Linked DNA regions of Homo sapiens: region 2 is linked to region 1. The links are chromatin loops, found by intact Hi-C in ENCODE. Cell type or tissue: chondrocyte. All regions are shown on one strand. Links, peaks and the distances in the headings refer to the core of each region. The heading gives the core; the rest is flanking DNA. Region 1 overlaps COL15A1 (collagen type XV alpha 1 chain). Region 2 holds the start of ADIPINT (adipocyte associated pyruvate carboxylase interacting lncRNA).

The links. A loop is a pair of places that touch in the nucleus more often than their neighbours do. Peaks named below come from ENCODE experiments on the same cell type or tissue, not always from the same donor. Only the 100,000 strongest peaks of a DNase experiment are listed, where the experiment ranks them.
Region 2: a loop joins it to region 1, with 3.0 times the contacts of the local background. A loop is called at or near these places in 8 of 110 quality-filtered maps.

The regions. Positions count from the first base shown.
Region 1 is chr9:98,950,981-98,966,046 of GRCh38, reverse strand. The region is part of intron 2 of COL15A1 (collagen type XV alpha 1 chain); the gene reads right to left. Among named protein-coding and RNA genes, the nearest start is that of COL15A1-AS1, 14 kb to the right of the region's middle. RefSeq lists enhancers at 2,707-3,291, 3,792-4,292. In chondrocyte, for the core only: CTCF peaks have their summits at 7,105 and 7,352; no DNase peak of the experiment used is centred there.
Region 2 is chr9:98,901,456-98,916,521 of GRCh38, reverse strand. It overlaps ADIPINT (adipocyte associated pyruvate carboxylase interacting lncRNA), which reads right to left and starts at 5,318. Exons shown (of 2, transcript NR_176918.1): 1 at 5,052-5,318. RefSeq lists silencers at 7,810-8,050, 10,461-10,667. In chondrocyte, for the core only: no CTCF peak of the experiment used is centred there; no DNase peak of the experiment used is centred there.

The sequences.
Region 1 (15,066 bases), core at 3,334-11,333:
GTCCACAACCAGCATCCACTTTCCAACCCTGTCTGGACTTGGCGCTGGGCTGGGCTCTGGGGGAACAAGAGGACAAGGAATTGGGTCCCCTGGAAAAAAAGGACCAGACACCAACATGGGGCCCAGATACAGGTGACCTGGGCTGGGCTCTGGGGGATCAAGAGGACAAGGAATTGGGTCCCCTGGAAAAAAAGGACCAGACACCAACACGGGGCCCAGATACAGGTGACCTGAGCTTGGAGCCATAAGCAAAGGACAGGAAAGTCCTGTAGGGGCTTAAAGAGGGAGCACTCCCCGCCCACTGGGGGACACTGGGAAGGGGACCTGAAGGAAGGGCCAGTGGAGATAGGCCTGAGATGCTTCACACAGGTGAACACAGTGGAGTGAGCAGAGCATGAGCAAACCCACACAATTAGGAAAACAAGGGCCAAGTGAGTGATTCCAAGGATGGGAGAAATGGGACCCCGAGATAGCCTCCAGCATTGGAGCAAAAAGGAGAGAATTATGGATCCAGAGAGATTCAGACTTAGAAATGTTAATCTCACAACAGGCCAACCCTGAGCTCAGCACTTAGGTGCATTAGCTCACCTAACCTCAAGGCAGTCTGATGGGGTGGGGACTGTGGCTATGCCATTTTCAGATGAGATGACTGAAGCTGAAGGAGCTTAAGACTGCAGGCCTTAACTGCAGTGGTTGGGACTTCCCAGCTCTTGCTACTCTCAATTCTTTTTCCTTTAGGAGACTGGAGTCAGAGAGCCTCAAATGTCCAGCCAAGGAGACTAAAATTTATGCAACAGGCAACCGGGTGCCTTGGCAGATTCCTGAGGAAGGTTCTAGCTGACCATTTTAGGAGGAATCCTCATTTCACCCCAAGCTGCTGCCCTAGGCAGTTGGGTCCCCTTTCTTTTTCTTGCCAAGGAGAGGGTGGAATTGGGTGATCTGGAATGTGGTGCGAAGGCGATAGTTTGGCAACAGCAGGAGACATACTTTCTTGCAGCCTCTCAGCACTTGGCATGTTATGCCCTGGGCAAAATCAAGCTGCCCTGGGAACAGCCCGGGGCGTCCCAACAGATGAGCTTGTGTGAATTCAGCCAGGGCAGACAAGCAGCGCAGTCAGAACGAGCTCATAGCTTCAGTGGGCACCGTGAAATCTCGCCTACATTGGCCAAGGCGCTGATGAAGAATCAGGGTAACCTTCAGAGCTGGGAAGAACCTCAGAAAATACCCAGTCCAATGTCCCCAAGATGAGAAAACTGATGCCCAGACTGATGGTGTGACCAGCTCGAGCAGCTTTGGCATGTTGTATTCCCCCCACTGTAAGATCCAGGCCACTCTCTCCCATGACCCGGAAGATGGCATGGGAAAGGGCCTCATACAGAGCTTGGTACACACTAGGTACCCAATGTAGAAAGGAATGCATTTGAATCTGTGGTGGGGACCTGTGGTTCACATGCAATGACGTTGATGCTGCTGAGTAGGGGAAAAGAAATAACCAGAGAAATTTGTCCGAGGGTTGTTGTCAAACACACTGTGTCTTTCTACAGACTTTCCTGCTCAGTTGTGCAAAGAGACACACTCTCTGTGGGATGCTGGAGCCCCATTTGGCTCCAAAATGGGATTTGAGTTTAAGGGAACAGCCAGAACAGATGGTGACCCTGAAGTCATATTTTGAAACAGGCTGACTCTTGTTTAATTTAGATGAAAGTACAGCTTGACAGTCTCCAAATGTTTGCTGGAGGAACAGCCTGTGGACCACCAGAATAATGGGAGAGGGAATCAGACCTTCCAAGATGAAAACCCAGTGGACACCTCCTAACTAGAGACCAAGAATGGGGGGGTGGGAGGGGAGGTGACCTCGGGGGAACCCCAGGAGGACCAGCCTCCCCCAGAATGGTGCAGGGCAAAGGACGTGGAATTTGATGCCAGAGAAACTTGTATGTAAGTCCCTGCTCAGCCACGTACTAGCCAGGTGATCTTGGGCATGTTCTTTAACTTCTCTGAGCCTTAGCTTCCTTATCTGGAAATAGAGGTGGCAATACTTAGCTCTCAGGGTGGTGGCACAGGGCAAATGTCAGGTGCTAAGCATATTCTGTCCATTTTGTTCATTCATTCATTTGTTCATTCACAAATGACTATCAAGCACACACCGTCACATGCCTGGCACTGCAAGTCATGGAGATTTGGGGTGAACGGGATGGGCATGACCTTAACTTTGTGGGATGGATGGCTCAGCACTGGGTTCCCCATCCCTGGCTCTGAGCACTCCTGGGCATTACCTGCTGAGTAGCTCATATAGCCTCAGGAGGTAGGACTCCTATACCCATCACCCACCACCACCATCCAGATGAGGAAACCCACACTCTTTCTGAGCAATGTGCCCAAGTCACATAATTAAAAAAAGTGTTGAACCAGGATTTAAAGTTCATGTGATGTTTCCAAAGCTCAGCTCTAACCACACACTACTGTCAAGCACATCCCTGAGAATGGTACGGATGTGATCAAGCAGCACTGGGGAATTTCAAAATGGAGTGATGCCACCCACCTGGATATCAGAAGACGTAGTTCCAGACCCAGTTCTAGAACAAGGAACCTGTTGGGAGTCACATCGCTAAAATGTGTGTGACTCCCAGGAAGTTCCTTGCTCTCTTTGAACCTCCATCTTCCCGTCTGCAATTTGGGGGAGCTGGAATAGTTGATCCCCAAAGTCCAGCATTTTCTGAGGCCTCAGGTTCCCAGTGGGTTCTGATGGGAGTAAGGTGTTTGGGGGGACTTGCAGGCATTGTGAGAAGTGAGGCCCAGTGGGTCCTAGCTACCTAAGGTGCATAAATGGTGAACTGTGCCTTCTCACACAAGGAGCCTACGCTATGCAGCATGGACCACGCTGGGTGGAAGGCTGCCTCCAAAGAGTGATTCTTGGAAATCTTGAACCTGAGCAAGGCTGACCAGCCTCCCACATGCATATGCATGACAGCATTCTTCACATTCCACCCAAGATCTCCATGCTAAAGCAGCTCCACACGCTATTCCTGGAAAGGTAAACGTGGATGGAGAAATGAAAGCTTCTCATGGCCATCAACACACACATTTCTATTCATTCCAGAAGCATTTATTGAGCACCTGCTGTACAGCAGGCACTATTCTAAGTGCCGGAGATCCAGCAGTGATAGACAAGTTCCTTCCCTCTTGGAGCTGACAGTTCTAATCCAAAGCTTTGGAGGGCAGTGACCATCTCCATCTTGTCAATATCAAAGCATTAATAGCCCCCTCAACACACAGGTGTTAGGTATCTGTAGACAGAAAATGTCCATGTATCCTTTGCAATAATTCTAAATATCCCCCACAAGTTGGGGACCTCAAATCTGTATATAACATCATCTCTGCTAAAGCACTCTGTCATCAGATAAACCTGAGGGCCTGAGTCTAGCCAAAGAGCCCCCCAGGACCTTGAAAATTTAATTCTCTTGCTTTATCTTTAAAAGCACTTAAGTTTTGAATTCCACTCCAAACATGTGTGTGTGTTTGTTTTAATAATATAAAAATGTTCCAAATTATTCCCCAGTTGTTACTGGTCTCCTCACCACAAATTACCAACCACTGAGTAAAATCCTCCAGGAAATAAACAATGTGGCTCTTCGCATGCTAGTGTCACACAGCCAAGGACTGTGAGCACACCCATTTGAGAAGCAGGTCTCCAAAGGAATGGCTTGGACAGGAGAGGCGTAATGCATCCCCCACGTCTCACGGGTACAACCATGTCTAAAGGAATTGCTCCCCTGAGTGAAAGCATCTAAAAACCTCCCACCCGAGTTATTCCTCCCCAAACCGCATTTCTGTTCCCTGGCAAGAGAATTCTTCCTATGTTTACGGATGCACATTCTCAATACAGAGATCCAGAGAGAGATAAAAAATAAAAAGAGATCATGTCAGACCTGGATGACCTTAGCGCTGGTCCGACCTCTTCGTTGTATAGACGGGAGGAAGCTTTCCAAAGCCAGGACTGACTGGAGTCTAACCGCAGACAGCAATTGTTAGAAACCTTCCTCACTTGCCTCCACCACCTCTTTGCCAGGCAGCTGTCGTGGCCTGGGAGGCCCTGAGAGGCCAAGGTGGACCAGGGGCTCTTTGTGCTGGCTCCGGGCTTTCTTCTGACTCTGCCTTCCTGACATTTTACTGCAAGTCTCTTAAATTCTCTTCTCTTACGCTATGTAAAGGTAGAGACCCTTTGCCCCCGCCCTGAAGCAATTCACTGTCTGATAAGCAGAGGCAGGAGCAAGGCAGGTAGTAGAATCCAGGGCTTGACTGCACTCTACCTAGACCAAAGGCCTTTACCCCGGGTGGCCCTGGGCGGTAGTGCTGCAGGACTGACCGAGGGTGGGAAGCCAAGATGCTCCCCCAGGGCCAGGCTAGGAAAAACGGCTCCTGGGCGAAGGCCCTGCTTTCATCCCAGAAACTTCACCCTGCCTTCCTCCCTCAACGTGTTCGAGCCACATTCAGGCTGTCTCTTCCATCCTCTCCTCATTCTGTTTCTCTGTATCTGGAACATTCCACTCCTCTTCCAGCCCATCATCCCCACCTCCTTTCCTGGCTAAATCTGTTCACCCCTCAGATCTCATCTTAAATCCCATTCCTTGGGGAGACTCTCCTGACACCCTGGTACAGATGAGAGTGTCCTGGCATGTGCTTTCATAGCTCTCATTGCACTTTCTAACATTTTCTACCATTTATAAACATAAAGAGTCTTTTTGTACAATCCTTTATTTAGCATCAATGTCCCCCATTAGACTATAGGATCCTAGAGGGCAAGCAGCAAGCCTATCTTGCTTTTCATTTTCTGCCCAGGATATCACACATTGCTTGTATTCAGAGAACAGTCAATACATATTACATAAAAGTGGGTAAACAAATGGATGAATGAGAAAGCCCCCAGGTTACAACAGGCAGAATGGCCATTTCTACCAAGGGCAGAAACTCTGGAATGAATTCCATCCCACCCACTTTGCAAAGTCCTTGTTTAGCTATGTTTCACTTTCCCCACATCAGATTATGATTGTTTATCTCCCTCCACTGGAAGGTCAATGATTCTAAACTCCAAACACAAATGACTTGGTCCTGGCCCTTCCCATCCTCAGCAAGATGGACTTACAAATGAGTTCTCACCTCTGATGGAATAAACCCAATACAAGCAATGCTGAGAGAGGACACAGGACAGCTTAGGCACAACATCAGCTAGCACTGAGATGGAACCTTGTTACTGGCCACTCCCCTTCATTAAGGGCTTTCCATGTGCCAGGCACTGTGCTAAGAGCTTGGGGCGTTATTTCGTTTATAGTTTCCTCACTCTACAGATGAGGAAACTGAGGTTTCAAAAGGATTAGTACATTGTCCAAGGTCACCAACTGATACATGCAGAGCCTGGAACCAGGCCAGCTCTATCTGACTGCCCAGATTCAGCACTTGCCCTCCAAGCTACACAGCACTGCAGCTTACACTTGAGTGCCACACACATCACCTGGGGGCCTGGTTAAGGTACAGATCTGATGCCGTGGGTCTAGATCTGATGCTGTGGGTCTAGATCTGATGTTGTGGGTCTGAGGCAGGATTTGGGATCCTGTATTTCTTTTCTTTTTTTTCTTTTTTATTTTTGAAACAGAGTCTCCCTTTGTCACCCAGGCTGGGGTTCGTTCAGTGGTGTGACCTCGGCTCACTGCAGCCTTAACCTCTTGGGCTCAAGCGATCCTCCCACCTCAGGCTCCCAAGTAGCTGGGAGTACAGGCACATGTCACCACATCATGCTAATTTTTTATAGAGATGTTGTCTCACTATGGTGCCCAGGCTGGTCTCAAACTCCTGGCCTCAAGCAATCACCCTACCTTGGCCTCCCAAAGTGCTGGGATTACAGGTGTGAGCCCCTGTGCCCGGCCTTGGGACTCTGTTTCTAATGAGCTCCTGGATGATGCCCATGCTGCTGGTCCAGGGACCACAGTTTAAGCAACAAGTCTATCAAGGTGAAAATGCAGAGGATTTCCATAGGGCAGGCTGAGGAACAGCGCAAGCAAAGGCTTGGAGAAGGGAACATGCATGGTCAATTCAGAGACCAGCAAGCAGTTCAGGGTGGTAGAGCCAGGGTACGGGGAGGGATGTGAGAGGAGAAGAGGCCTTGAACTGCAACCCAAGGAGTGTGGAATGCATTGTGCGTCACAGAAAACATGGAAGCGTTTTGACAGGGGATGTGACATGATGGGACCTGTGTTTTAGACAAGCTACTCTGACTCACAGTGAGAAGCCATGCTAGAGGACAGAGAGATGGGAGATCCTGCTGGCCAGGGAGCTGCTGTAGCAACCCAGCAGAAAGAGGTAACACAGGCCTGAAGCCAGGCAGGGCAAGAAGATAGAAGGGAGAGGTTGCATGCAACAGACATTGCAGGGGCAGAATTAATTTTTTTTTTTTTATGGCAAGATCTCACTCTGTTGCCCAGGCTGAAGTACACTGGCACAATCACAGCTCACTGCAGCCTCATTTCTAAGAGTGGTTCCATTTGAGACTGTGTTGGAATGGTATGCAGCTCAGTTTATGTCTGTGCTCAGCTCCTGTCATCTCTGCACTGTTGCTTTAGTTCATGGAATGGCTGAGAAATTTTTCATAACTTGGAAAGAGTACTGTAGCTTTGTTTTAAAGAAACTAATTCTGGCCAGGCATGGTGGTCTCCTGGGCTCAAGTGATCGATCCTCCTGCCTCAGCCTCCTGAGTAGCTGGGACTACAGGTTCATGCCACCACACCCAGATCATTTTAGTTTTTAGTTTTTTTTTTTTTTTTTTTTGTAGAGACAGGGTCTCACTATGTTGCCTAGGCTGGTCTCGAACTCCTGGCTTCAAGAGATCCTCCCACCTCGGCTTCCTGAAGTGCTGAGATTACAGATGTGAGCCACCATGCCTGGCCAGAATTAATTTCTTTAAAACAAAGCTACAATACTCTTTCCAGGTATGAAAAATTTCTCAGCCATTCCATGAACTAAAGCAACAGTGCAGAGATGACAGGAGCTGAGCACAGACATAAACTGAGCTGCATACCATTCCAACACAGTCTCAAATGGAACCACTCTTAGAAATGGGGCGCATCAGCCATGGCTTCCAATCCAGCCACCCTATCTCCGTGATGAGCCAGCCTTTTCCTCACTTTGCGGAATACTCACTTTGAGTTTCTAAGTCCAGAGAATGGAGGGGACTTGGCAAAGCTCCTGTGACCAGGCCTAGAACCAAGGAATCCGAGCCACTAAACCAGTGCGGGGCATCTTAGAGAACTTCCCTCCGCCGAGAAAATGAAGACATTCAGTTGCAATTTGATATCAGCCCACACTTGCAAATATTAAACAAATAAAGCCACTTCATTCCTTAATGAAAGCTCATATACTAAAAGGGGAGGGGAAGACCCTGAAATGGAGCCATCTACTGCAGACAGTTAGACCTGAAATAAAATTAGAAAATATGTCACATGGAAAAACTCTGCAGTGAGAAATGGTTTCTTCCACCCCTCCTTTTTTTCTTTCTGTGGGAGAGTGAGTAATTTGGCATTTTAACTAGACAGGGGGAATGAGCAGCTGTAGTCTGTTTTGTACCAAATACACACAGTTGCTGGGCAGTTTTGTATCCCACTTTGTGAATGGGATGACAGTGCAGGATGTGCTCAGCAGTGAGATGAACAGGGCTGAGCAGAGCTGAGCCGAATCACTGCCCCCAACTGCCAGAACGTGCGGCCAAACTGAACTCAGATATCCTAGCATGTTCATGCTAACGATGCTTTTAGAATTGTCTTTCCAACCCCTTCATTTCCCAGATGGGGAAACTGAGGCCCAGAGAGGTACAGTGATTTGCCCACAGCAGAAGAAGAGCAAAGGAATGTTAAGGCTGAGGCTCTGGGAGAGTCTCCACCATGTCCCGCACTGTTGCCATAGTTGCCTCCGGCATGTCATGGGCTCCTCCGTGGCTGGTGGCGACCTGAACGTAACAGGGTTCCACTGGGTTATTACTTCAAAAGGCATTGCCTGAGTACTGGCCAGGGGCCAGGCACAGGGCTAGGTGCTGGTGGCATAGAGAACAACCCCAGCCAGGTGTGATGGTGCCTGTACCAGGAGTTTGAGACCAGTCTGGGCAACACAGTGAAACCCCATTTCTTAAAAAAAGAAAAAAAAAGAAGATAGAAAAATTATTCAGGCATGGTGGCGCACACCTGCAGTCCCAGCTACTTGAGAGGCTGAGCTGGAGGACCACTTAAGCCCAGGGAGGTCAAGGCTGCAGTGAGCTGTGATTGCACCACTGCACCCCAGCCTGGGCAACAGAGTGAGAACCTGTCTCACACAAACACACAAAGAGAGAGAGAGAGAGAGAAATAACCCTAGTCTGGTTTTTTCAGAGTGTCCCTTCCCATACTCTAGCTACTCTGGAGACTCTGTTGGTTTGAGATTAGGGTGTGGGAAGGGATATTCTGGGAGATGAGGCCAGGACAGCACTTGGTGGAACTTCAGAGGGCCTCAAATGCCACACTAAGGAGTAGAAGGCTGTATTTATCTTCCAATGCTGCTATAACAAACTACCACAAACTTAGTGGCTTACATCAACACAAGTTTTTTTATCTTACAGTTCTGGAGGTTAGAAGTCCAACACAGGTCTTACTGAGATAAAAATTAAGGTATCAGCAGACCATGGTTCTTTCTGGAAGCTTTAAGGGAAAATCAGTTTCCTTGCCTTTTGCAGCTTCCAGAGGCTGCCTGCATTCCTTGGCTTGTGGCCCCTTCGTCTATTTTCAAAGCTAGCAAACAAGGATGCTCAAGTCCTCTCACATCACACCACTCTGATTTCCTCTGCCTCCCTTTTCCACTTTTGAGGACGCTTGTGATGATATTGGGCCCAACCAGATAATCGGAGACAATCTCCCTCATTTGAGGTCAGCTGATTATCAGCCTTGATTCCATCTGCAGCCTAACTCCCTTTGCTATAGAACCTAATGGAGTGACACGTCCTGGGGGTTAGGCTGTGGGTCCTTCAGAGGGCCATGACCCTGCCTACCACAGATGGTGATCATGGGAAGATGGCAAAGGGTTTTAAGCAGGGAGCAACACAATCAGAGCTGGTTTAGAGTGTTGCTCAAATGTTAAAAGTGCACACGAATCACCGAGGATCTTGTTAAAATGCTATCCTCAGTCCCCTAGATGGTGTGATTCTGATTTATGAGTTCTGGGGGTGAAGCCAGAGATTCTGCATTTCTGCCAAGTTCCCAGGTTATGCTGATGCTGCTGGTCCATGGACCACACGTAGCAAGATGCTAGAAGCAAGAAGATTGAGTGGCAAGAAGCTAGAAGATTACTGTGGCTGCAGTGTGGAGGATGGATTCTAGGGTGGAGAGGATGGAGGCTGGGAGACAGACCTGTGTGCTGATGTCAAGTTGTAATTGAATTTCTTCATTTCACAAGGCTGTGGTGAGAATTTCACATATGAAATACACACACAGATACACATACATATATGTAAATGTACATATAAAATGTATATTATATAAAACATATACATACACACACAGATGTGTGTATGTGGATATGCATGTGTGTATATATAACATATATGTATATCCTATATATTAAAACTTAAAACAGCACCTGGCACATAAAAAGCACTATATAATTATTAGCACAGATCATACTGTTTTTTGGTTGTTGTTGTTTTTTGTTTCTTTGTTTGTTTTTGTTTTTGAGATGGGGACTTTCTCTGCCACCCAGGCTGGAATGTAGTGGCATGATCTCGGCTCACTGCCACCTCTGCCTCTTGGGCTCAAGAGATTCTCCTGCCTTAGCCTCCCAAGTAGCTGGGACCACAGGCGTGCACCACCACGCCCAGCTAATTTTTGTATTTTTAGTAAAGGCAAGATTTTGTCATGTTGGCCCGGCTGGTCACAAACTCCTGACCTCAGGTGATCCATCTGCCTTGGCCTCCCAAAGTGCTGGGATTATAGGCATGAGCCACCATACCCCAGCCATACCCTTGGTATTTTCTTAGGTTCATGTGAAGCACCAGAGCACTGGCCTAGGAGTCAGGATACCTGGTTCTAGACCTGGCTCTCCTGCCAACTTGAACTGTGACCATGAGCTAGTCACTTTCCTTCTCTGAGCTAGACAATCAAGTCAGAACTAGCTAGCCACTAAGATTGTAGTTGGAGAGGAGAAGCAGTTGGCTGGGCCTATTTCAGAGGTTCTGTGTGTAATGCTGTTGAACTTGCAAGAACTTGGGTTCAGCTTGTCATCAGCTAGAATCTCTACTCTATGTTCTGTGAGATGAAATGGTTGTAACTTTCCTATGCCAGAAAAAGCACAGCTTAACTTTTCTTTCATGAAACATTCTATTCTTGATATACATACTATAGGCAGTGCCTACTCTCACCCTGCTCTAGCCCCATCATCCTGCACAGTGGATGGCTGCAGGGTGGTCTTTCAGTGTGGCTGGAGGCGCACATAGACTTTGCTGGTCAAAGGTTCATAATGCTGGGTTTTCACTAAGATCTCCACAGTCCCAGGCTTTGAATGATTCATTCATTAACTTATTCAAATGCTCATTGTGTCCATTTAGTGCCATGTCAGATGCTGGGGAAACATGGATAAATAAAAACGGCTTCCTGCCCTCAAGGAACCCACAGTGATGTGGGAGCAGGGAAGTAAGGAGGCATTGAACTGATCACCAGTGACAGGCCCGATCACTAATCCTTAGAGTAGGAATTGCCCTAATTTACAGATAAGGAAGACAAGGAGTCCCTCTCTGGGACTCAGCATCACCACCTTTGAAAGGAAGCAGTTGGACTGCATTGGTTATTCTCAGCCTTGGCTGCATCTTAGACTGCACCCAGGAGATTTTCAAACCTGCTGGTGTCTGGACCTTATCTCAGATGTATGAAGAATCCCTGAAGAGCTGGAGGACTGGGCACCAGGCCCCCTTGGAATCCCCAAAATGATTCCAAGGTACTGGAGGCCTGATGACCATCAAGGTCCTCATGACATGAGCTCTCACATTCTAATTTCCTGAAAAACCCTCTTCTAGCCCTTCCACAGACATGTGCAAAATGGATGAATGAAGGAGAAGAGTGGAGAGGGAGGGTGGGAGGAGCCCTCAGCTCTTTTGAGTAAGGCCACCATTTGGAGAAGGATGGTGGCACTGTTCCTTTACCTGTTGTCATTTGCTCCTTTTGGGTTAGAGACACAGCAGTAATAGACAAGGCAGGGTGGGCTTGGCGTTCTCATATGCTGTTGCAGGGAGTATAAATTATTATTGCCTGTCTGAACAATGCAACAAAAGCCTTAAAAATGGGCATGCACTAGACCCAACTATTTGTTTTAGGAAATTGTGTTGTGCTAGGAAATAATTGCAGAAGTCGTCAAATACAAAGCTACAAGACTACGATCGTCACAATAGTGTTCATAATAGTGAGCAATGAGAAACAGCCTAAAAGTTTAATTACAAGACAACCAAACAATGAAATACTATTACAAACACAAAAAATATTAGAGACGAGTATTTAATGTTCCAGAGAAGGTGTCTAGATGATTGTTAAGGGGGAAAAAAGCCATCAACTAAACACTAAATGCAATGTACAGAATGTTCTGTTCATATTATGATCTATGTGCATACTTAGGGGTGGAAAATAAACTTGAAACACAGTCCATCAAATGCTAGCAGGGTTTATCTTTGAGTCACAAGATAATATGTGATCTTTTTAAACTCCTCTTTTTGGCCCTAGTTTTTATAATAACTATGTATTATTTTTATTACCAATTTTTAAAATTTTATTGAAAAAAATGAATCTCTTACAAACACTTCTCACATCCCTCTGCCTCTCCCATCTCCTGGTGGAAATGGACATCCCTACTTTGGCAGTGCAGATGCTTGCTTACACTGTGTTAGGAAACTCAGGACAAGCTCCTTAGCATGCAAGCCAGCTTCTGCGCACTGTCTCTACTACTGAACTATGAGTCCCTCCAGGATGGGCACTGAGTCTAATGCGGCTCTTCAGCCATCCTGCCACCTACTCCAGAGAGTGCCTGGGACAGCAGGAAGCCAGGAATAATAGGAGGAAGACAGACATCTGTAAGAGAAGCCATAATACAGAACAGACAGACCATTTTGAAGACTTCAACAGAAATTCCCTTTGGGAGGAAGCTAGTCACAAAAGACTGCCTAGATGGGAGGAGTGTTTTAAGCTGGGCCCCATTTGAGTCCCTCAGTGATGGGAGGAGTAACTCCTAGAGAGGCCTAAGGCCAGGGTGTTGCCTGCAAGCCAGACTCCAGCCAAGCTCTCCAAACCCAGAAAGGGGTTCCCTGGCATCTAAGGTCAGGGGCCCTGGTCACTTGGGAGAGATACCAGGGCCCTCAGAATAGTTTTTTGCCCTGTTCTGTCCTTTAAACCACCCATGGTATGCAACAAATATGAACTGGAGTGGATTGGATTTGGTTGGGTTGGGATGGGTTTGGTTGGATTGGATTAGGTTGGGTTGGGTTGGATTGGGTTGAGTTTGATGGGGTTGTATTGGATTAGGTGGGTTGAATTGGATTAGGTTGAGTTGGGTTGGATAGGGTTGGGTTGGGTTGAGTTTGGTTATAATGGGGATAAAGAGTGGGCTGCATTCATTAGGTGACCAGGGACCCCTGTCTCTCTCATTAGATGTTGACCTGGATCTGCTCTAACCCTAGACTTTTCCTCTCTGTAGTTTGGATAGAGCAGAAGAAGGTAATCAGTCAGCAAACCTGGCTCCTCCCAACACCTCTGATACCACCTTAGCTCCCCTGGGCACTTTGTTGACAGCAATAGGTCATACCCCACAATCTGATGCTCTGACTTTGAGGTCTTATTTGCTTATCCATTCTCCACACTAGACATTAATGCCTTAAATTGAGTCTTATTGTAAGATTGCCTCCTTTTTACAACCCTCACCTACCCACTACCACTGGTACACTCCCATTATCTAATCATACCATGCAGAAATTATGGAATAAGCCAACCTATACTAAAGAATTCGTGGCTTAATGAAGGAGGTAGGCAGGGGTAACTTCTCTTACCAGACTGTAAAACATAGCACAAAGTAACAAGCATCAAAATTGTATGGATTTAAAACGACATACACATATTAGCACAAGAAAGTGATCAGTAATACAGAGATACCAGAAATAAAAGTATATCATTAAAAGAAAAAATATTATATGATAAGATATCACACAACAATGATGGGCAGTACAGTGATGAGGCAATAGCTCACACTTTAATTAGTACTTGGGGGAAACCTGGGGACCACTTTGGAAAAGAACTGGCTTTAGATTATACCCTAATCTGGCCAAGTGTGGTGGCTCATGCCTGTAATCCCAGCACTTTGGGAGGCCAAGTTGGGAGGATTGCTTGAGCCCAGGAGTTCAAGACCAGCCTGGGCAACATAGAGAGACTTAAAAAAAAGAGAGATTATATCCTAATCTATGGTTCATTTTAAGTGATCAAGCTGTAGATATCAAAAGAAAACTGGAAAATCAACTTACATATTTAGCTAGAAGAAAAAAGATAAATGCACAACTTTTGACAAACTGAGGCAATCAGGAATAAGATGAGTAGAGAGAAGCTGGGAAATAAATTTTTATCCAATTAATATAATAAGAAAGATAAAGAGCAAATTAACATTAGAGTGAATTCCAGCCTAACTAGTTATTACACTATTGAAGAAAACGACAGCCCTATAATATTCCCTGAGTACTCAGTCAAGGTCACCCTACAGCTGACAAAGCCATGGAAGAATTGGAATGACTTACACACCACAGAGAACATAGTAAGTTGGTGCATTAGACCACAGGCTAGACTAACCCCTTCATTCCTTCTTTGATTCATTGAAAAAGTATGCTGAGTACCCACTTCATGCCAGTCCTGCACCTGAAATCCCTGTTCCAGGATTCAGAGTTGGACAGGCCCATCCCTGCCTCATAGAACTTCCTATGTAGCAGTTAGGGATGCAGGCAACTAATCAGTGGTCACTGTACAGTCTGAGAAGCCCTGAGACAAAGAGATGCTCATTATGCCTGGGAGAGGAGAGACAGCTTCCCAGAGTAGAATCTTAGAAGGATGATTTGGGGGTCCCCAGGTACTATGGGGGAAAGGCATTTTTAAAATGGTACTGGTAGCCAGGTGCAGTGGCTCACGCCTGTAATCCCAGCACTTTGGGAGGTCAAGAAGGGTGAATTGCTTGAAGCCAGGAGTTTTAGACCAGCCTGGGCAACACAGCAAAACTCTATGCCTACAAAAAATTTTTAAATTAGCTGGGTATGAGGGTATGTAATCCAGCTACTCAGGAGGCTGAGGAAGGAGGATCCCTTGAGCCCAGGACTTTGAGGCTTCAATGAGCTAAGATTGTACCACTGCACTACAGCCTGGGCAACAGAGAAGACCCTGTCCCAAAAAATAATAATAGAATAAAAATGGCACTAGCCTATGCAAAAGCACAGGTGTGGGACGTTGCATGTCCCATTCAGAAGCCTGCCAGTGATTTGATGTGAGCTGAAGTCCATAGGGACTTAGTGTTAGTGGAGGAAGGCAGGGTCCTCTGGGGCCAGGAGCATGACTCCATCTCAGGTACAGTGAGAACCCAGTGAGGGCAATTATACTAGGAAGCATCATGATTAAATAAGAAAAATCCATCTAAATACATAGTAAGAACTGTCCAACCAGTTCTGTTCTTTGATGGGTGAGTTCTTTGGGGGGAAATATTGCCAAAGGAAATAATCCAAAAGAAAAAGGCCATTTGTCTGAAGATGTCCCAGCAGCACTATTTATAATAATGACAAATTGCTAAAGTCCAGCTCTGGACAAAGTGGCCAGCTCTAGACAATTGTCCTTTGGGAGATGGAGACTGCAGGTCAATGAGGCAAAACTTCAGGTGTGACTCCTACCCACATCTCTCTCACTCAGAAAAGCAAATCAGACTGCCAGGGAGCAAGAGTGGGGTGGTTAGAGGGAAGTTCTGCGCTGCTCTGATTCATATGCTTCCCATTAAATCAGG
Region 2 (15,066 bases), core at 3,726-11,725, 50 kb after region 1:
GGAGACTGAGATGGGTGGATTGCTTGAGGCCAGAAGTTCAAGGCCAGCCTGGGCACCATAGCAAGATCCTTGACTCTAAAAAAAATTAAAAATAAAATTATGCAGGCATGGTGGCATGCACCTATAGTCCCAGCTACTAGAGAGGCTGAGGCAGAAGGATTGCTTGAGCCCAGGAGTTTGAGGCTGCAGTGAGCTATGATCACACCCCTGCACTCCAGCCTGGGTGACAATCCAACGTGATCATCATATAAATGATGATAAATAAATACTTATTTATTGATAAAAATAAATAAGTAAGTAAATAAGATCTTGGAGGCCATGATTCAGGCTGTCAAGGAACAGAAACCTAACCATCAACGGGAGGGAAAAACCTCAGGATCTCGGTGTTGTAGGAGTGATCTCGGGGTAAACCACACACTAGTGGAGTCTCCTACAGAAAAAGCCGATATGATGGGAATGATGCAGAATCCCTCACCTCTGTGGATCCTTCGTGCCCATTCTCTGTCTGGCTCCTCACACCAAGCCCTAGAGACATCCAAGGCAGAGCTTCCTATTCCCATTACACAGAGGAAGAAACTGAAAGCCAGGAAGAAGATGATAATATGAAAAACCATAGCTAACTTTCATTGAGCACTCACTAATTTGCCAGGTAAGGCACTAAGAACTTTGCATGCATTATCTCATTTAATCCACACAAGTGCCCTAATGAGGTAGGCATTATTGCTCTTCCCATTTTACAGATAAGGAAATTAAGGCAGATCTGCCAGATGTCCAAGCCCACACTCATAATCACTGGCTACACCTGCCCCTGCCCAAGAACCACACGGTGAGACAGTGGAAGGCTCAGGAGCCAAGCCCGGGTCTTCTAACTCCAGGTTGAGTGCTCTTTCCCTGCTGCCGTTCTGCTTCCTTGTGGTGAGTGGAAGGACGGCTATTCTAATAATCAGATCTATATAAAAAAGGAACAGGTTGTGTGGGAGGGATTGAGAACCCCATCACTGAGAGGCATCCTAGCCAAAGCGAGATGATCGCTTGGTGGAGTGCTATGGAGGTAATGGGGGTGGGGCTTAAGGCTCCTTCCAGACATGGGGAGGCAATGAAATCCATTATAGTTGCCAAGAAAACCTCCAGAAAGATGTCTAGGTCCCATCTTTTCTTTCTTCTCTCATGTCATTCATTCCTTCTCTTAATCAACAACTCATTGAGAGCCCACACTGTGCCAGATCCCATGCTATGTAACAAAGGACCAGACAGACATGGGCCCTACCATCCAGAACATATGCTTCAGTGACCTTTATCCCCAGCGAGCCTAAATAGGACTCCTCTGCCAACCAAGATATCCCATCTCTAGACCATGGCTCCTTCTGTTGACTTTCCACCAACTCCTCCTTGATGCTGAAACCAAAGCGGTGCAAATACCACCTTGGAACTCTTAACACGCTGTTGCTGGGAATGTGAATTAGCACAGCCACTATGGCAAACAAAATGGAGGTTTCTCAGAAAATTATAAATAGAACTACCCCCTGACCCAGCAATCCCACTACTGGGTATTTATCCAAAAGAAAGGAATTCAAGTGTACCAAAGGGACACCTGCACTCCCATGTTTCTTGCAGCACTATTCACAATAGCTAAGATATGAAATTAACCTAAGTGTCCATCAATAGGTGGATGAATAAAGAAAATGTGGTATGGATACACAATAAAATACTCTTCAGCCATACAAATGAATGAGATGTCATTCGCAGCAACAGGGATGGAACTGGAGGTCATTATGTTAAGTGAAAATGCCAGGCACAGAAAGACAGATACCGCGTGTTCTCACTCATACGTGGGAGCTAAAAACTTGATCTCATGGGCATAGAGAATAGAATAATTGATACCAGAGACTGGGAAGGGTGGGTAGGTGGGTGGGAGGAGGATAATGAAGAGAAGGTGATTAATGCGTACAAACATACAGTTAGATAGAAAAAATAAGTTCTAATGTTTGATAGCAGACTAGGATGACTATACTTAACAACAAACAATATTTTGTATCTTTCAAAGTAACTAAAAGAGAGGACTTGAAATGATACCAACACATAGAAATAAATGATAAATACTCAAGGTGACGGATACCTCAAATACCCTTACTTGACCATTACACATTCCATGCATAAAACACTTACATGTGCCTTATAAATGTGTTTAACATTACATATCAATAAAAGAAATAAAAATTCATCATAGTTTTAAAATTATAATTAGACTGACGGTTTAAAGAAAAACAAATTTGGAAGATTAAAATGGATTCAATGAACCTGGCCTAACATAATTAGCACAGTTGATCTTTTGTATGTGTATATGGAGTCCTTATTAAAACATTGACATATTCTACAAAGAATAACAAAAATAAAAGGTGATTTCAAGACTTTTGGGGAAAAAAATGCCACTTAGTCTAAGACGCCTTCTCTGGTATTCCTAGCAGAAGTGCTTCTCCTTCTGCCTGGCTCCGTGACCCCTGCAGGTGCCTTCCCTATCTCACAGGCAGTTGGGTTGATCTGCACTGTATTTCACGTAGACGTTGGGTGCAGGGGATGTTCTGCAGGACCACAAGCTCACGGACTGCAGGGACTGTGTCCAATTCTGGTATCCAAATGCCAGGCATCCCAGCACAGATAAGATGCTCATTCATTCATTCATTCATTCAACAAATATGTATTGAGCAGTTGTGAAGTGTCGGGCCCTGTTCGGCCACTGGGTTTCCAATAGCACACAAGGCAGGCAAAAAGCCTGCCCTGGTTTATATTCCAGTGGGAACTACTAGATGAACAAGCCAATGACTAAATGAATATGCATTGAATCCTGAAAACCCTTTTTGAGACCCTACACTTAGAAAAAGGTGCATTTTTGGACTGTTTGCATATCCACCGGTCAAATGTTTATCTACACTAAGTGAGCTCTTGAAGGAAGCCTACCTTCCTCTGTGGCATGAGTGTTTAAAAATTGCCGGAAAGGGATCGTGTCAGAATTAGTCTTCCCTGCTTTGGGAATCCTGAGCTATTGAGATGTTAGCCAAAGGCTTGAATAAAATAAAATAAACTAAGCTTTAGAGTCAGAGAAATAATTCAATTTCAGGAAACACCAGGCCCAGGGACAGTAATAACAAAAATAATCACAGCAAACATTTACACAGCACATACTATGTGCCAGACCCAGGAGAATCTCTGGGTTCCCAACAGACGACAAGGCTATGTCAGAAGGAAGGAGAGGCCATGAGGGGGTTGACCCTGACTAGCGCCATCCCCTGGGATCGGGCCGTTGTTCACTAGGGCTCTAACTGTCCCATGATCCACAGCAAGCTTTGAGGCCCAGTGCATTTGAATTTCCCAGGAATTCAATGGCAGAAAAGACAAAATGTCCCAAGCAAAAGGACATTTACCTCCCTAAAACAGAAAAACTGTGCTCAGGGAAGGAAATTCCTTGGAATAATGGAAGCATCTTTACTCCCTGAAAAGAAGGTTGGAATGCACATTTATTGAGCTTTTACGATATGCCAGGCACTGTGCTTGGATTTGGTTTACACTGTCATTTACTCACTGCTGGGTACTATTTTAATGTGGAGCTATAGCCAGGGATGAAATAGACACTGTCAGTCCCCAGCGCTGACATGCAGTCAGGATGTATCTCTCCTCCTCCCTCCCCTTCTTCTCCTCTTCCTTCGCTTCCTCCTCTCCCTCTCCCTCCTCTACCTTCTTCTCCTCTTCCTCTTCCTGATGTATTCCCCACTTCTCTCATCAACATGTACATGTATTCATGCCATAAACACCCACAGAGCATCCACTACATGCCAGGCACTGTGCCTGACATTGAGGGTGAGGAAGGGAGCAAGATAAACACCAAGGGGCCCATGGTTCATCAGCCCAGGTGCCCAGGCTGGAAACATGAACACCACCTGCAACTTCAGACTTCCTCAGCCCCTTCATGGTTGTTCAACGAGTCCTGCAATTAGACCCTTTCCCTCCATCTCCACTGCCAAAGCCTTAGCCCAGATCTTCACCCTCCCTCACTATGGTCACCATCCAGCTCCCTCAGCCTCCCTCTGGTGTTGCCTTCTCCAGCTCTTTCTCTGCAATGCAGCCAGAGGGACTTCTGTAGAACACATCTAGATCTGTTTGCTCCCTTACTCAGAGCCTTACGTGGCTACCCTCAGGAGAAAGTCCAAGCTCCCTGACCAGGTATTCAAGGCCCATCCTGACCCCTCTTTTTTTTTTCTGTCTCTCTTTTGGGGACTGAATTTTGCTCTTGTTACCCAGGATGGAGAGCAATGGCGCAATCTCAGCTCACTGCAACCTCTGCCTCCTGGGTTCAGGCGATTCTTCTGCCTCAGCCTCCTGAGTAGCTAGGATTATAGGTGCCTGCCACCACACCCAGCTAATTTTTGTATTATTAGTAGAAACGGGGTTTCACCATGTTGGCCAGGCTGGTCTCAAACTCCCGATCTCAGGTGATCCACCCACCTCGGCCTCCCAAAGTGCTGGGATTACAGGCTTTAGTCACCATGCCTGGCCCATCCTGACCCCTCTTGCTCCAGTAGGGTTGGACTGGCAGGAGATGAGCTATGGATGGTGAAGCAGTTGGTTCCCAACCAGCCACTGACTCCTTATCAGCGAGGTACACATGCACACAGACCCCCGTACCCACCCAGAGACACACGGGCACAAACACACACACTCAGGTGCACCCTGGGGTATAAACAAGCAAGTCCATTTATGCTGACACACATGCATGTAGACATAGCAGCCAGATTACCAAACCGAAACACAAGATGACCAGTTACATTTGAATTTCAGATGAATAACATGTTTTTAGTATAATTATGTTCCAAATGCTGCATGGATAAATTTATACTAAAAAATAATTTGATGCTCATCTGAAGTTCAGATTAAATTGAGCATCCTGTATTTTATCTAGTGACTCTACAAACAGAGAACAGCTAACACAAGCACCAACCCTACACATACATATTACACAGCTTACACACTTATACATGTTACATACTTATACTACTTACACGGGCAATTCACGTGTGAACGTGCGCCTCACACTGTCGTGTATTCTAGACTAATGGGCATCTCACTGCCCACGACCAAACCGGAACATTGGCCAGCTGCAGAAAGCTCTTCAGGGAAACATTTATTCCGTGAATAAATGCCTAATTAACAGGAATTCCTGGACATCCAGCTCCTAGAATGTTGTGTGCCCAAAGTAATCCCTGCGGAAACTGGGCTTTCACTAAGCACAATGCCCTGAGTGGATGGCAGCAGGGAGAAGGGTCTATGGGGCTGAGCCTCTCATTCCCTCCTGTTCTTTTCACAGATTTCCAGAGCAGAGTTCAGGGCCTATAAACTCCCTTTCCAAATAAGACCTCCTTGTCCCAGCTGGAAGCCTGCCTAGGATCATGAGAAAGTCACAGAATTTAAAGCCAGACAGAAATATGTTCACAAATTCGACTTCCACATATCTGCGCTGTGTCCTTGAGCAAGTCACTTGCCCTCTCTGTAGAATGGAAATGTTCCACTAATAAACCAACTCCTTTGGGTTACAAGTGTTACTAAATAAGATAATGTATGTGGACGACGTTTTTCAGAGTTTTGGATAAAAACTAGCTCCTAGGGTTGTAAGTGACGCACAGAAGAGGAGAATGTGATAAAACTTTGGGACAACTAAAATCAGGCATTAGTGTCAATTAAGTACTGCAAAGTCACATCCTAAGTAAATTAGGTTCTAAACTCAGCACATACAGGGAAAATGCTTATGTCCAAAACACTCTGAAAGCCTTTTAGGATTGTGTACACAGCGTTGTACAATGGCAAACAAGAATACTTACGCACACTGGAAATTCAGGACCTCTGACATAGACCGAAGGGAGAAACAAAAGGAACTTCTTCTATGCAAATGTCTGGGCATATTCTGATTTTAAAATGGCCAGCAAATCCCTAGTGATTAATGGCAAGAGTGGAGAATACTGAAACTTCTTCTTGCCTGCAGGGTTTCCTCTATTATTTTAAAACACTGAGCCTCTATGTAGTCAACATTAATGCTTGTTCCTCAGTTTTTCTGGTTATTTTCCACCTGAGCACACAATAGGATTGTATGTCCCTTCCTTTGGCCTGTGAAATGGGAAGTGGTGTGTTACCACCAGGCAGAAGCATTCTAGTGCTGCTAAGAGATTCTTCATCTTCTCCTCCCCCTGCTGCAGTGACCCACAGCATTCCAGGTGGTGAACCTTGAGTATCTAAGACAGGTCAGTGTGAACGATGACCCCACAAACCTACAATGAATGTGGAGCATGAGTGAGAAGTGAGCCTTTGCTATTTTAAGCCATGCATATTTAAGAGTTGTTTATTACTGAAGCAAAATCCAGCCTATCCTGACTAATACACTTTAACATTTTAGTACATATTAATAGATTTGTTTGTTGTTGTGAAGCTTTTTTTTTTTTTTTTAAAGACAGAGTCTAGCTCTGTCACCCAGGCTGGAGGGCAGTGGCACAATCACAGCTCACTATAGCCTTGACCTCCTAGGCCCAAGTGATCCTCCCACCTCAGCCTCCTGAGTAGCTGGGACCACAGGCATGTGCCACCATGCTCAGCTAATTTTGTTTGTTTGTTTGTTTGTTTGTAGAGAAGGAGGTCTCACTATGTTGCCTAGGTTGGCCTCAAACTCCTGAGCTCAACGGACCCTCCTGCCTCAGCTTCCCAAAGAGCTGGGAGTGAGCCATATCGCCCATCCAGAGGGGAGGAAATCCTAAAATTACCTTGTGATAAATGCTTGAGGTGTTGGATACGCCATTTACCCTGATGTGATTATTAGGCATTGCATGCCTATATCAAAGTTTCTCATTGAACCCATAAATATATATATATACCTGATATACCCATAAAAATTAAAAATTAAAAAATAAAATAACTTGTAAGTTAGATGAGCCTGATGCAACATCACTGTAATTGCATACCCTGCCTAGCCTACTTCCAAACAGAATCTGTGGTAGCTTAGTAAATCAAAATACATACTGGCAAACAGAGTCACTAAAATAACAATAGAGGAGAGAGAGGAATCCATTCAGGGAAGATGGGAGAGGATTGTACTTGGAAGTTTTGCCAAAAGCCAAGAATGACAGGTTGAACCACGGATCAGTGAAAGCATTTAGGAGTAGGCATTAGAAGAAATTCTTGGTACCAAGAGGCTCTGGGCCAGAAGGCTGGGAGGGAGGAAACCAATGTTTATTTTGTGCCTGCTATGTGCCAGATACTGTGCTATATGCATTGAAAATGTAATTTCTTTATTATTCTCATTAAAACTCAGGGAAGTAAAAACAGGCTCAGAGAAGTCAAATAAGTTGTCTGAGGTCACACAGTAGAAGACTAAGGATTCGAATCCACATTGGTCTCAGTCTTACATCAGTGCTCTTATTGGAGCCATCGGGGGCTGAGTCTGGGAGGTTGCACTCCCTACCACTTGTTCCAGACATGGTTGCAATGTAATGTGGCAGCAAGCTAGCATTCTCTTCCCAATAGCTCGGACGTGAAGCCCTGTTGGAGGGGACCATGGTGTCCAGGTCTGCCCCACACAGGGTGGCCCTGCTTACGACTTCCTGTCCTGTACCCACAAGGGTCCCAGTCTCCTTGGGAGTGTCCTGTGAAGAGGAAACCACATTCCAGGCCCAGATGCAGACAGCTGTGTGCTTCCTCCAGCCTGTGGTGACTCATACTGGGACAAGAAAGCCGCTTCTTTGCCTGGATTCCCTGTCCCAAAACCCTAATCTGGGGAAAGCTGCCTTAAGCTCCCTAAACACAAGGCCCTGTCCGGGCGGCTGGCGCTCTCGAGGGTGGGGTGCACCGATGCTGTCCACCGAGAGCAGGGTCCAGAACAAAGAGGAAATTCAGGGCAGGAGATCATTTTTTTCTCCCTGGCGAGGCTCCTGCGGCCATCTGGCTGAGAGGGCTGTTATTCAAACCTCTGGATCGAAGTCTGTTTGTTTTTTAAGAGTTTGCAGCTGATTATTTTCATCAAATTCCCTGCAGCCAACTGCGCTGGCTCCTTTAGCAGGCAAACCTGTGCAGCCAACATGTCCTCTCGGCTGGGTTCACCGCTCCCCTAGCAGGGAACCAGCAGCATCACTCTCTTCTTATCAATAAGGGCCCCTAGGCCAGGGCAGGGCCTTCAGATCTGGATAACTGGGCCAGCCAACCAGTGGTCTAGCTGACATCAGAGACTGGCATAAAGGAGGGACACTTGGGAAATCAGAAAGCTCCTGGTGGCCAGACCAGCTCCAGTGGCCTTTGGTATAATCATTCCAGCTCTGAAAAGGTAGCACCAGTCCTTCCGGGGTATCTTCACTGTGCAGAAAAGCGGTGAAGAAGCCGGGCATGGTGATTCACGCCTGTAATCCCAGCACTTTGGGAGGCTGAGGCGGGCAGATCACGAGGTCAGGAGATCGAGACCATCCTGGCTAACACGATGAAACCCCACCTCTACTAAAAATACAACAAATTAGCCAGACGTGGTGGTGGACACCCGTAGTCCCAGCTACTCTGGAGGCTGAGGTAGGAGAATCACTTGAACCCGGGAGGTGGAGGTTTCGGTGAGCTGAGACAGCACCACTGCGCTCCAGCCTGGGCAACAGAGCGAGACTCCGTCTCAAAAAAAAAAAAGAAAAAAGAAAAAAGAAAAAAAAAAAGAAAAAAAAAGAAAAGCAGTGAAGATCTCAGAGATCTGTAGAGAGGATTGAGCTGGAGTTCAAATCCAAACTCCAACACTTTTGTTAAATGGCAACTGAGTCTTCATTTATTCCTTTGGAGATTGGGAATAGTAACACCTTATCTCCCCGCACTGCCGTGTGTATGTATGTAAATATATACACATAGAATAATACATATGAAAGGCCTAAGACCATGCCTCCACGTAGCACGTTCTCAATAAATATTATTAGTTTCCCCTTTTCATTTCTTCAAGCATATGACAACTTGGTCTTTCACTCCCCTGGTGTGGAGGACAGGTGAGCAGCTGGTGCTCCTTGCCATAGCAAAAAAAGTGTGCAGAGACTGGGAACTTTCCTTCAAGAGGCAATGAGAATGAGCCATCTTCAAAGTAATTGCACAGACCATGAACCGATAACTTTTTTACCCAGAAAGTAAAATCCAACTTGTTTGGTAAGATATGAGCTGAGTTACTCAATATGATTTCTGGACATCGGCCTGTCTTTGGGGTCAGAGTGATGGACTAGGGCTATTCGGAGGGAACGGAAATGATGGTTGTTCTGCACAAAGCAAGAGAGGTCCCCTGTACCATAGCAATCACAAAAAGCTCTATATGAAAGGCTCCCTCCTTTATCTGAGAATCTAGGTTAGGGCAATTTCTAAACCAAACTTTTTTTTTTTCTTTGTACTTTAACTACTCAGCTCTTCTGCCTTTTGGAAATGAGAAAAATGCGGCTTCTTAAAATATCTTGCCTGCCTCCCCACTCCCAGCCTCCTGCCCCGACAGCTGAGACGGCCCCAGATCCTTGGCCCTTTGCCAGGGTGTTCAGAGGGCTCAGCCCCCATGGGCCCGGCAGCTGGGCCTCCAAGGGGAAGGACTTTTGACTCATTCCTGATACCAATCCTGGCCTTGCAGCCTGTTTCTTCCAAGATCATTGTAAGTTCCTGAACCCTAACTCCAAAGACTTGAGTCCTGATCCCAAACCTCAGGCCAGTGGCTATAGCCTGGGCTCCCAGACTTCCCCAAAATCTGTCTGCTGGTCAAGACCCTCCCACAATGCCCATTCCCCAGCTCCTGGCCACCACCCTACTTGCTGCAAGCCCCTCTCTGAGTCAGCAAATGCCACTGCTCCAAGCCCAGCACCAGACTTGGTACACATTGTTGTGTCCTTGAATTAGACCAGGCCAGGCCAGTTCACTTGCAGAATCGTTTCACTGCCTAAGGATACTGTGCCACAGGGAAGGTCACTACCCTGAGGAACTCATCGCACATGGGACAAGAGAGTTCTGTGAATGAACAAATGAATGAATGAATGAATGAATGAATGAATGACAATATAATGCAAATTGTAGTTGAGACTCACAGAACGTGAAAAGGTTGGCCCAGAGGAAAAATAATCCACTCCACCCCAGCGGGTGAGTAGGGAGCCAGGGAAGGCTTTGAGGATAAAAGTCTAACTTGGAGTTCAAAGGTGGAACAGGGAGACCAGAGGGGACAGTCTAGTTGTCGTTGATTCAATGGTCACTTTTATCTTTACTATAATTTATCCCTTTTGTGGATAATGTGCACTTCAGATTCACTTAATTCTAGCTCTTAACTAAAAATTCTGGGTAGGATCTTGTCCTAAGTTTAAAAGTCTGGATTTCTCTCAAGTAGAATTGTTAGTAAAAGGAGCCCTAGATGTGGAGTCAGAAACACTTGGTCGAAGCCTTGGGTCTGTCAGATCTTTAGGAGAAACTCCTTGATCTCTCTGAGCTTCGGTTTCCTCATCAGAAAAGTGGAGGAAACAATTCTGTCCAGCTCACCTCAGAGGGCAGTTGTATGTTTCAGATGAAATAACATACGTGAACCTGCTTCATGGATACGAGACTCCTCTGGCCCCACGAGAGTTTATTAAAGCAGCAAGACCCGCCATGGGCTGCTCTAACAGCTTATCAAAAAATCACGGTAGCTACAAGAAAAAATCTAAAGCTTCATTTTCCCCCATTTTGCATGCCTATAATTCCTGGGCTTGTTGGTCAATATATGCCTTACAAATGAGCTCTTACCAGGCCTGGCATTTTGTATCTATTTTCTCCTGAAACTATTTTTCAGTAGAGAAATTCTACCTGTGCAACAAAGATGCAGGCTCAAGGTCACTCAGAATGAACTTCTGTGTGTACCAGATGGGTGGTTTTGACACAGCAAGGTGTGTGAGGAAGAAAAGAAGAAAAGAAGGAAGGGAAGAAGGGAGGGAGGGTGCAGCGAAGGAGGGAGGGAGGGCACTCCATTTGAGGAAAAGGAGACCACCTGCCCCTGAAAACCTTCGTGAAGGGTGCAGATAGGTACACACTGCTAATCTGCTCCTGACCTCTCCAGGAGAGGCCGAGGGAGGGAGAGTTCTGGAGAGGTCACCAGAGGTGGAAGTGGCTTTCAATTGCTTTTCAACTGGCTTCTACGGGAAAACAGGAAGAAAGGAATCAAATCAGGGAGCTCTCAAAGGTTGAGGTTCTCAGAGCTGGTGAGAGCCCGTTGATTTCTGAGGCAGAGGACAACTGTGGGAAGAAATGCCAAACACTGAGACCTCGGCTGATGCAACAGAAGAAGGAACCTTAGGTCTGAGTCCAGAAGTGGGGCTCAGATGTGCCTTGCACATGGCCCAGGACAAGTCACTTCTACCCTCTGGGTCTCGGTTTCCCCTTGTATGCAGCTGGAGAGCTGGATTGTGTGAGCTGTAAGCATCTTTCCAGAGGTGACCTGTGTCATCCATGATGAAGCTGTCAGGTGCAGAAACTCAAGTAATGGAGGAGGCTGGTTCCCTGGAGGCCACGCCCCTCCTCTCTGCCTCTCTGTAGATGAGGATTTCCCATCCTCATCTACACTCACTGGTTGAGTTCCTAACAGAAGAAGCCTGCTCGTAGTCATTGACCCAGCCTTACAGGGTCTGTCCACCAGGCTGTCCTGTTTACTCCTCCCAACAACCCTGTGGGCAAATAATAATAACTATGGGCAGCTGAGTGATGTTCTGTGCCAAGCACTCTTCTGAGCCCTTTCCATTTTTACAATAATTTTACTTAATTCTCACCATAATCACATGACATATAGGTATTGTTGTCCCCATTTTACTGATGTCCCCTTGCCCTGCCACACATGAGCAGATGCACAGAAGGGCTCCTCTACATGCCAGTGACCCCAAGCCTCTGAGCCTGACCTCTACCCTCTATAGCCCCTTTGGCTGGAGGAGCTGAACTTCAGTCCCCGGGCCAGCACCTGCCTGCTTGCATTAGGCCTTTAATTCTTCCTTTAATTCTTCCTGGCTGTCCTTGGCTCTGGTGTCCCTCCTGCCAAAGGGGGATCTTGAGAAATCATTCTCCTGATGCCACTCAGGTGGGCTGGGTCTTCAGGGAGAGGATGCATTTCTTCTTACAAGTCTGCTCCTCCCAGGAGAAGAGGCGGCCCACCCAAGTCTCCCCAGGCAGCCTGGACAAGTGTCTGTTCTAGGAAACTGGCCCAATGTTTCTTCCTTCCTCGCCTCCCAGAGGACCCAGGATTATGTCTGCAGAGCCAAGCCGTCCACCTGCATCCCAGATCCCAAGGCCTCCCTCCCGGCACTTCCTGCCCTCCCTGGCAGCCCCATCTCTCTCCTGCTATACTGATTCCTTCCCATTGTCCACAGCTAAAATGCGGCAGAGAGCGCCCCAACCTCAAGTCAGGAGACTGCAGATAAAATCCGGCTCTGACACTGACTGAATATGTGACTCTAGACAAGGTCAGTCATCTTGCCGAGTCTGTTTCCTTACCTGGGGATTGGAGTTCTGAGGTTATGGTTCAGCACTTTCTCTCCAGTCTGATTTCCTGCTGCTTCTCCTCTTGCCACTTCTGTTCCATCCAGACCCGTCTCCTGTCCGCAGATTATGTAAGAAATTTATTCAATAAATAGGCTGAGCACACAAGCCCTGATATGAAGAAGTCTACAGAACAGTGGGACAGGGAGATGATAAACAGGCAATCACAAGTCAGTGTCCCGAGAACTGTGAGGCCCAAAGTGGAGGGTGCTGGCTGGGAAACTGAGGAAAGGCATCACGCGCAGGCTCAGAATGCCCGTGAAGGCTTCCCAGGGAGGAGGCAGCAAGCCAAGAGCTGAGGGCTGGTAGGAATCAGCCTCTGGGCCAGGTGGCTCACGCCTGTAATCCCAACACTTTGGGAGGCCAAGGCAGGCACATCACTTGAGGCCAGGAGTTCGAGACCAGCCTGGCCAACATGGTGGAACCCCGTCTCTACTAAAAATACAAAAAAATTAGCCAGGCGTGGTGGCATGCACCTATAATCCCAGCTACTCTGGAGGCTGAGGCACGAGAATCTTTTGAACCCGGGAGGCGAAGGTTGCAGTAAGCCAAGATGGCACCCCAGCCTGGGCGATAGAGTGAGACAGTCTCCAAAAAAAAGATTCAGCCTCTAAAGAGTGGGGAAGGGGAAGAAGGGGAAGAATAAGAATATTTCAGGCAGAGAGAGCAGCGTATCCCAAGACCCTCAAACAAGAAAAGGTCAGTAGATTAGGGGAAATGTATATGGTTTAGTTTGATTGGACAATATCATGCCCATAGGTATGCATACCCGCATGTGTGCATGTGTGTGTCTGTATGCTCAGCCATGTTGGGGCAGGGGAGGAGAGAGAGGTGAGCCTGGAGAGGTGAGCAGGCACCGACTCCTCACACAGAGCCTGTGGGTCACTCGAGCGTGGGTGTTTTACAGGGAGCAGTGAGGGCCCACTGGAGGGGTTTTAAGCAGGGAAGGGGCATGATCAGGTTTGCATTTTAGAAAGATTCCTCTATCTGCCATAGAAGATAGAAGAAAGAAGGAGAAATTTGATTTTTTTTAAAGAAAAATATTGACAACACCAAGTGACTGTGAAGATGTGAAGCCACTGGAATTCTTATTTCACAGACACTGGAGGAGTGCACATATAATGTGGCACTGCCATTTTAAAGAATCTTTAGCAACACCAGTAGAGTTGAAGATCTGTGTATTTTTGGCCCAGTGTCTTAGTCCATCCAGGCTGCTATCACAGAGTGCCATAAACTGGAGGCTGAAAAGTCCAAAGTCAGGTTGCCAGCAGATTCAGTGTCTAGTGAGGGAATCACCACCTGGTTCATAGATGTTGCCTTCTTGCTATGTCCTCACATGGTGAAAGGAGCGAAGGAGCTTTCTCTGGCCTATTTTATAAGGACACTAATCCCATTCACAAGGGCAGAGCTCTCATCACCTAATCACCTTTCAAAGTCCCCACCTTCTAATACCATTACCTTGGGGATTAGGTTTCAACATATGAATTTTGGAGGGACACAAACATTCAGACCATAGCACCCAGCAATTCCGTTTCTTGGTTTCTACCCTAGGAGAAAACCACATACACATGTGCCCAAAGAGGTATATGGAAGGATATTCACTGCAGTGCCATTTTTAATAGTGAAAAAGTAGAAACAAGCTAACCAGGCATCTATAGGGAAACAGGTAAACTGTGATTCATTCACACAATGGGATGCTATACAGCAGTTAAATGAATTAACTAGATCTCCCCTGATATAGTTTGGAAGTTTGTCTCCAAATCTCATGTTGAAATGTGATTCCCAATGTTGGAGGTGGGGCCTGGTGGGAGGTGATTGGATCATGGGGGCAGATCCCTCATGAATGGTTTAGCACCATCTCCCCTTGGTGATGAGTGAGTTCTCACTCAGTTCACGTGACATCTGGTTGTTTAAACGTATGTGGCACTTCCTCCCTCGCTCTCTTGCTCCCACTCTGGCCATGTGACATGCTGGCTCCCTGTTACCTTCCACCATGATTGTAAGTTTTCTGAGGCCTCACCAGAAGCAGGTGCCAGCACCATGATTTCTGTACAGCCTGCAGAACCATGAGCCAATTAAACTTCTTCTCTTTTTAAATCACCCACCCTCAGGTTTCCTTTGCAGCAATGCAAGAATGGCCTAACGCATCCTTGTATCAAGAATAAATCTGAAAAACAATGAGCAGTGGAGAAAGAAAGACAAGTTGCAAAATGATATGAACCTTATGTATGTGAGCATTACCAATGAAAATACACAAAATGCCACATATGCTTTGTGAATACAGCATCAGTAGAAAAAGTAGAAAACCGCGTAGGAATGATGGTCAATCTAACAGAACATTAGAAAGGGGAGGGAGGGTTAAGGGGTAGAGCAGGAATTCAGCTGAAATTGTTATATTTCTATAAAAGACAGAACTGAAATGAATATGCAGAAATGTTTATATCTATTGAATCTAAATGATGGTATCTTGGTGACCCTTGCATTGTTTACTATACTTTTTGA